Regions from separate parts of the Homo sapiens genome. Here region 2 is linked to region 1. Evidence: chromatin loops called from intact Hi-C (ENCODE). Cell type or tissue: sigmoid colon. All regions are shown on one strand. Each heading gives the region's core, and the rest is flanking DNA. Links, peaks and the distances in the headings are about the cores only.

Region 1 (4,407 bases), core at 239-4,238:
CAGGGGCTTGGCAATATCTGAACATGCGACATATTATTAGCAAGACGTGGAAGTTTTAGGTGCAGAAATGAGAGATGTGATCAGGGAGATCTGGGGAACAGAGTAATACTTTTGAGAAAAAGAGTCATCCTGGGTAGGAGGAAAGTGATAACCATCTGGGATTTTCAGGGTGTTGGAGAACTGAAAAGGACAGAAATTGGATTTTTTTTTGATTGTTTGTTTTTGAGACGGAGTCTCACTTCTTTATTTTTTATTTATTTATTTATTTTTTGAGACGGAGTCTCGCTCTGTCGCCCAGGCTGGAGTGCAGTGGTGGGATCTCGGCTCACTGCAAGCTCCACCTCCCGGGTTCACGTCTTTCTCCTGCCTTAGCCTCCGGAGCGGCTGGGACTACAGGCGCCCGACACCACGCCCAGCTAATTTTTTGTATTTTTAGTAGAGACGGGGTTTCACCGTGTTAGGGAGTCTCACTTCTTCACCCAGGCAGGAGTGCAATGACGCGATCTCTGCCCACTGCAACCTCCGTCTCCCGGGTTCAAGCAATTTCCCTGCCTCAGCCTCCCCAGTAGCTGGGATTACAGGCAAGTGCCACCACGCCCGGCTAATTTTCGTATTTTCAGTAGAGACAGGGTTTCACCATGTTTTGGCCAGGCTGGTCTCGAACTCCTGACCTCAAGTAATCCGCCTGTCTTGGCCTCCCAAAATGCCGGGCTTATAGGCAATGAGCCACCGCGCCTGGCCAGAAATTGAAATTTAATGAGTTATTGTAGACTTACGTACTTGGGTTTCTCCTGATGACCTGGGGGAACAACATAAAGAAAAATCAAAATTCTTATTTTTCTGCTCTTCTTTGAATGTAAAACTCCTGACTGAACCATGTGGGTAATGGTTTCCATATAGATTCACATACATGTTAGCTTACCCTCAGTCCATCCCTGATCCCCTTCATCCCTGAGATTTACTCTATCCCTGAGACACACTTAGTCACTCCTACTCTTCCCAAGTAGAACTTCCTTTGATCCCCACCCTAATCCTGACCCTACCCCATTCCTGAGCTTCACTGCATTTCACAAACTTAACCTATATCTTAATGGTGAAAATCAAGAATGAAGTTTAGATATGTGTAAAGATGAAGGTGTTTGTGGTATGTTATTGAATAATTTTTTAATTGTATTTTTAAAGTTTTCTCAAAATTCAACCTAAAATTCTTATTACTGTGTCAAAACTGCCATATCAAAATATTTTCTTCTATTTCTGCTTTCCTCAGTTATTACCATTTTTGATACATCAGGGATTCTTCTCTATAATTTGGAATACATGTTTAAAGGAACATATCTGACCTCTCTGAATTTTGTCCTTGGCCTATGTGATGCCATCAACAGTGAGTTGACCTGAGATTTAAAGCTCAGTAGAGGACAGAGCCACTGAAATTAGATGTGAAGACTGCTAAATTTCAGCCAACAGTAGGTAGGTTGGTTTAAAAATGAAAAAGAAAGCAATTAATTAATTCACTTTAATCTTAAACAAATTATATTAATTACAACCAACTCATATCTGGGTTGTAATCAAAATTAGTCAAAATTCAAGCAACAAAGTTAAAGAAACAGTTTGATCAAATTTTTTTTTTTTTTTGATCACAGGAGTCACAGATTTGGGAAGGACTTTAGTTATTGTTTCTCGGAACAGTGGGAAACACTGCACTGAAACGCTGCTTTTCTGGAAAGCCCTTTTCGTCACAAATCCCTCCCTTCTTTTCTTTCCTTTCCTTCCTCTGTAGCCATGTCAAAAATAAAATTCTAAGCAAGTTTCTTTTGAATCTGTGTCTTTTTTCAACTGAGCTTCTGCAATTCTCTTATCTGCTTGCCCAGCTTGACTCTGTGGTTCAGCATAGCTTTGTTTCTTAGTTGTCTTAGTGACAAAGAGATATTAATAAACACAAATTCTAAACATAGTCTAAACCAATGAATAATAGTTATATCTCAGTGCTGTGACTCCAGGTCTCTGAACTCACCTGCAGTTATTTTCAAGTTTTCTCTAATTGTGAACTCACATGTTACTAGTTTTCTGCCACTGCTCATAAAATTTTGGAATTACTTTCTACAAGCCTTGCTTGAGTTCTCTGATTAAAAATGCAACTTTTTAAAATTATAATATGGTTTTATTTTTAACCCTACCTAATTAGGGACATTTAATATCATCTGTCCTTATTGGGCTATTCAATAAAACTGGCATGCTATTGCTATTTTAGGGCAACCCCACTTTCAGCTGTGCAGCATGTTTATACAACCTACTTTATTTATGCTTTCATTAACAGAAGCCAGAAACTGCTCATATGCTCCTGCAGGAGATGCCAAGGCCCTTCCAGCTCTAGTCCTCAGTTTATAATCAAACAAATCTGGACGTTTTCAGAATAGACCTTATTATGCTTTCAGTTTTTAAATCCTTTCCTGAAATTTCTTATCAACACAAAAGAAACGATACCAAAACAAAACACTGGTAAAGTGAATCAGGCAACTGGTTAAAACAGGAAAAGAAGCTGATTGCAGTTTTTACTTTCTGCATAATGAACACTTTTCAATGAATTAATGGACTCCCCTGATTATGTATTTCAGACTGTTTTAGATCAAAATGATTGAATATTCCCTGTTTAGTTTGATTTTTATAAACTTTCATTATGGTTGTTCATATGAAAGTATTAGCTTTTCTTTCAAACTGGTTACTTACTTTTTTCTCCTGAGAAAGACTTAATTTTTTCTGGATGATGATTTTACTACCCAAACAAGTTTTTCTTAAATAAAAAAACAGATCACTTGTTTTAATAAAATTTTATAAAAGTCAATAGGAAAATATATAAATATTGAGGTACTTTCTATTGGTTTTTAATATAGTGATTGAATAACATAAGTTCAGTGTAAAATATAACTGATAATAAAGCTAAGATTAGAAACAACATTTTTCCCAATCAATGTAATAGGATGACATTAAAAAATTAAGTATTTATAATGTCACTTAATAATTTAGCAGATCTCCATATCTTCCTTCAGATCTTTAATCATATTACTTTCAAAGCAAACATATTAGAAAAATAAGCAGAGTATAAAAAACAAAAACAAAACAAAACTAAGTGCAGCCAGGCATGGTGGCACACCTGTAATCCCAGCACTCTGGGAGGCCAAGGCGGGCGGATCACTTGGGATCTGGAGTTCAAGACCAACCTGGCCAACATGGTGAAATATCATCTCTACTAAGAATACGAAAATTAGCTAGGCATAGTGGTGTGCCCCTTTAGTCCCAGCCACTTGGGAGGCTAAGGCAGGAAAATCACTTGAACCCGGGAAGTGGAGGTTGCAGTGAGCCGAGATCACGCCATTGCACTCCAGCCTGGGCAACAGAGTGAGACTCCACCTCAAAAAACAAACACACAAACAAAAAAAACTAAGTGCTAAACAATCTTCCTAATTTTCACTCACTTTTTAAAAACTTTTTAAAAAGTGTGACATTTCTCAAATCCACTCACATCTTGCTGGCCTCAGAGAAGCTCTGTAACTCCTGTGGAAGAGAACACCATTTTCTGTCAGGTAATGGAAACTATCCATTCTATAATCATCTATGATTTATACAAAGCTTTCATATGATAGTGCTGAGATGCACATCCAGGTCTTCTAATTATGGCTCTCGGGCTCTTTCTTCAAGACTACATTCTTGCTGGCCATGGTGGCTCATGCCTGGAATCCCAGCACTTTGGTACGCCAAGGTGGGAGGACTACCCGAGCCCAGGAGTTCGAGACCAGCCTGGGCAATATAGTGGGAGCTTGTTTCAATGAAAAAATACAAAAATTAGCTGGGCATAGAGGCACATGCCTGTAGGCTCAGCTACCTGGAAGGCTGAGGCAGGAGGATTGCTTGAGCCTGGGAGGTCAATGCTACAGTGAGCCGTGATCATGCCACTGCACTCCAGCCTGGGAGACAGAGCAAGACCAAGTCTCAAATAAATAAACAAAAAGGAGAAATAAGTTCGTTTCCCCTTAGAAAAATTAATTTGTTCAACAGCAATAGAAAAAAATAAAAATATATACAAAGAAAAAAATTTAAAAGATCACATTTTTATCTTTGCATTCATTTTTGAAAAATTGTTTATTTTTTGAGAAGTAAGTAATTATCATGGCCTACATACAAAACTAAGGTTCAGCTATAGATTTAGGTAACTATACCTTCTATACCCTCTAATCCTGTCATACTGCAACCTTCTGAGTCAATGCAGTAGAAACATGTTACAAGTGAAGCAGTGTCAAAGGAAACCCCTGAAAGAAATGTAGATCAGGTCCAAAAATGAACCTGTTATTCCTTGTAATAAAAGTAGAAGTTTGAAAAGTAGAAGGTTGGGTATATTCTATTTTTAAATCATGA
Region 2 (4,407 bases), core at 284-4,283, 250 kb after region 1:
TCATTTTATAACCAAATGAAATAGCTGACACAAATGCAATAGCTACCTTACTGAATTTCTGCTTCTTTTAGAAGTGTTGGGGAAAACACAGATCCTGAATGATAATGGAGGCTAGCCTTAAAATTCAGAACTATTAGAGCCATGTTTCACTCCCTGCTATGAGATTAGATAAGAAATGCCATAGTGTTTTTTAAGTGATTAAATACCACAGAATATTAGAGTTTTAGAACTATCCTAATTATGGATATATATACTGAGGATTCTTTCCTTGTCTGGCCCCTTTATTAGACACATAAACTCTTTTTCTTTACAGAATTAGCATCATAAACATTAGAGCTTCCAAGAACAGGTGTAGGATTGCAGGTGGATCTAACTTTACTTAAGTATTCAGATGACAACAGTGTTTAATGCTCACATTTATACTCTAATAAAAAATACATATGCTTGGGAAAATTTTGAACTCATTGTATTCAAGCCAATTTTATAAGATCGTATTAATATCTTAACATACTTCTTTAAGATTTTCTTAATAACCTCAAGCTCTTAATATTCAAAAAGTCTGTGCCTGTAGGTAAATGATATTCTGTTTCTGATAACTTCCTGGCAAGATTTGGATCAAGTTTCTAATTTTAAAGGGTTGTGCCATTTGCAGTTCTAAGGCTGGACCTAATCTTCCACAAACAGTGCTTCTTAAATTATAATGTCCATATGAGTCACTGGGGGTTTTTATTCAAAATGCAGATTTTGATTCTGTAGGTTTGGGGAGTAGATTCCGAATTTCTAACATACAGCTGATGTAGACATTGCTGACCCATGAACCACATTTTGAAAGACAAGGTCTAGGCAATTTCTTCTAGTTTATGTTTGCTTACCCTGAGATCTATAGGACTTGTGAGCAGAGCAAAGACTTTAAAAATCCATGATGGAACAAAGATTCTAAGACTTTTGTTTTTTGCTGATTTTACTTTTGTAAAATGAAATAATCATGAATACATTAATACTGTTTATTTTTGAAATTCTTATAAAAGGATGCTTAATTACATGACTCATTATATTATCAATGAGAATGATAGAAATAAACACAAATACCTTAATACCACAATTATAATGTTAAATTCTGAAATTATTTTATACTAAAATCATGAAAATACCAGATTACAAGCCATGAGAAAACAAGAACATATTTTTTATTGTTTCAAAAGTCACAGTGCTCACTTCATGTTAAATGATTAATGCATGAAATGTACTATACACACACACACACATTTACAAATATATTCTTTCCCTCATACATATAAAGATACCTTCCACAAATAGTTTAATATATAATTCTCTTTCAGCTTAATTGGTGATTGTGTGATATTTGACTGTGTGATATTTGATTGTGTGATATTTGTGATCCATCTAAGAACCCAGGCAGCGTCACTCTAGGTACCCTGCTTTTAACCACTGCAGCATGGTAAAATACTGTTTTATTCTCTCCTGCAAAGAGCTTTGGTTCCGATGTGGCATCCTCATGGTGTAATATGTTTCCACTGTATGAAGTTTAGGTAAATCCTTGCTGCTAGTGAAAATATGGCTGTTCTCCCAAAGGGAAGATTAAACTTTCACCTTTCACACATTGTCAGAGAATGTAAGCACAAAACCAGGGTGATTCCAAACGGAATGAAAAAGTTTTTTTGAATGTTTTAGACCACGTGCTTTCTTGTGGGGACTTGTGAAAACTTGAGTTTGTTCTGCCTTATGGCCTTGAGGAAAGAAGGAACCCACTGTGCCTTCACCTCTCCTTTAGTGGAGATGTGTTGTCTAGGATGAGTCAGCAACAGTTCTGATGTGGGCCTTGTAATGTGAGGGATGCATGTTGAACATTTATAAGATTCGCGAAATAACTATGAAAGTTTTTTTAACGGTTTATTTTGACAGTATGCTCATGCATAAAGTAGATATTCTAAATATGTGCAAATGTTCAGTTCTTTTTAAATCACGCTGTGTTGCTTTTTATGTCTTTGAAGTCCTGTGGAAAAATTTCTAAAAGTGAACACATCACCGTGTAAGGGTGTGGATAGTCTCTATATTCTTGCTTAGGGCCATGAAATCTCCCCTTATATGATTTTTCCAAATCACATTAATTTTGATTGTGAGCCCTATTCCCTAGAGAAGGTGGGGGAATTCAGTGATCTCCCTCACTCCAAGGTCCTACAGGAATTCTAGGCATTTATAATTGCCTATAAATTAGGAGTAGGGCTTGCATAATCTTTGCTGTTTGCCATCACTGGCATCAACCCGTCTGTTAAATGTTGTCTTCGTGGATTCTGGCCATCCACTTTTTGGCAGGCACTAAAATGCCTTTCAGAGCAGTCTTCCCCAGCGATCACGCAGCACACCAGGGAGATTTTACTGCTGTTCTCCGGGTGATGGTGTTTAGAGTTCAGACTCCATGGCCATCCTGTAGTCACCATGCAGTGTACAATGCACAAGAAGCATGGGCTTCTAAAACTTGTAGAAACTAAAGAAAACCCAAATGCATAACATTTTCCCGAAGGGTAACCCTCTTTCCTTCAGCTTTATCTCTCCAATGTTGCAGCCTCAGTCCTCTCACCTGTAGGGCGACCTGCTTAATCCTCTTCAGAGGTCCCACCTCTCAATACAAAGTGTTAATCATTCCCTTGGAAAAAGGAGCTTAGAACTCAATCTTCCTATTTGTAAATATTGGGGTGAGAAGCAGGGTGTTGGATATTTAGGGAAACATTATCTATTTAATCTTTTAAGAGTCTTCTTTAGCAATAAGAGCATGTAGGAATCAATATGAAAATAAATGATCTGTTTGGTAGCTATTCTTGAGTTTCACAGTGATCAGAAGCTCCAGGAAAGATGGAGAGGGCAGACTACTCGCGTGTCCTGTGTCCTTGGGCAGATTACTTCTCCTGTCTCTGCCTTCCACTATCTTGGGAGATATTGAGATATAGAACGAGTTGACGTATGCAAAGTACTTATATGCCTAACACACAGTAAGTGCTCAATAAATGTGACCCATTATTATCACAATTGTTTCGAACACAATTATGAAAAGACATCTATTTCTTCAACGTCATCTTTGTATGAACCAAGAATATTCTTTTGGGTAGTCTGTGCATTTGACTAATTTTCAATTTTTCACCTTAGAGACAAGAAATGTCCATTATGAATTTCTGTGTTGAGCAAATTATTGGACCCTTCTTTCTCAGCTTGAGAGAACAAAATGGAGAATGGTATCTCCATTGTTAAACACTTTTCCGAAAACACTTGGGTATATTTCACTCCCTGTGCTCCCTCAGCAGCTGTCTAGATTTCTTTGTAACACTTGTCACATGGGAGTATAATCATGCACTTTTAAGACTAAGGCCTGAGGCTTACTCACAAAAAAAAAAAAAAAAAAAAAAAAAAAAGAAGCTTAATTCTGATTCTGGCATAGCAGTAAGATCTCAGGGAATATTGGATGAATGAGTAAAATATATGAAAGTGTGTGATTATTACTTTTTTTTGATATTGCTTCCTTTTTTGCTTCAGTGAGACAGAATTTTAGAAAACAATTTTATACTTCACTTTTTAAAGATTATAAATGACTCTTATTTCTATCCACTACTAACTAGAATTTTTCTGAGGTTGCATGCACAGGAAATTTTACAACACCTTTGAGTGAATTTAATTAATCTTTTTTACATTAATTATGGAGTTTCAAATCTTATTTTTTATAAATGACATTGCTGTTGGTCTATACTTTGGCTAAAGTATATACTAAAATATATCTTTTCTGATATATTTTATATATATCTATATAAATATATCTTTTCTGATATATTTTATATATATCTATATAAATATATCTTTTCTGATATATTTTATATATATCTATATAAATATGTCTTTTCTGATATATTTTATATATATCTATATAAATATGTCTTTTCTGATATATTTTATATATATCTATATAAATATATCTTTTCTGATATTTTTATATATATCTATATAAATATATCTTTTCTGATATATTTTATATATATATATAAATATATCTTTTCTGATATAAATATTTCCTTAAATCAGTCTTCAGGTTATGACTGAACATGAGTTTTAGTTTATTAATGGTTTTGGAATGTTTTAGAGTATCCACCCAAGATTTTAAAAATTCTAAGTATAATGAAATTGTTTCCCAATGGTCTTTTCATGGAAGATAATTTCAAGATGAGTAAAGTGTTTCATAACGCATGTCTCTCTCACATCTCTTATCTTGTCTTTTCTGTGTAGTGGAGAAATATAATGTGTTAGTAAGGCACTGTTGTTCCTTCCTCATCTGCTTAGAATGTCAGGTAGTTTACGAAGTTGTTAAGTGGTTTTATGAATACAGTTAATCCTTTCCATCTCTGT

The links. Hi-C counts contacts between places; a loop is a spot of excess contacts. Peaks named below come from ENCODE experiments on the same cell type or tissue, not always from the same donor. Only the 100,000 strongest peaks of a DNase experiment are listed, where the experiment ranks them.
Region 2: a loop joins it to region 1, with 3 times the contacts of the local background. A loop is called at or near these places in 1 of 110 quality-filtered maps.

Annotation. Positions count from the first base shown.
Region 1 is chr1:186,624,850-186,629,256 of GRCh38, forward strand. No RefSeq gene overlaps it. Among named protein-coding and RNA genes, the nearest start is that of PTGS2, 53 kb to the right of the region's middle. In sigmoid colon, for the core only: no CTCF peak of the experiment used is centred there; no DNase peak of the experiment used is centred there; H3K4me3 peaks cover 992 bases.
Region 2 is chr1:186,874,309-186,878,715 of GRCh38, forward strand. The region is part of intron 3 of PLA2G4A (phospholipase A2 group IVA); the gene reads left to right. Among named protein-coding and RNA genes, the nearest start is that of PLA2G4A, 48 kb to the left of the region's middle. In sigmoid colon, for the core only: no CTCF peak of the experiment used is centred there; a DNase peak (open chromatin) is centred at 2,343.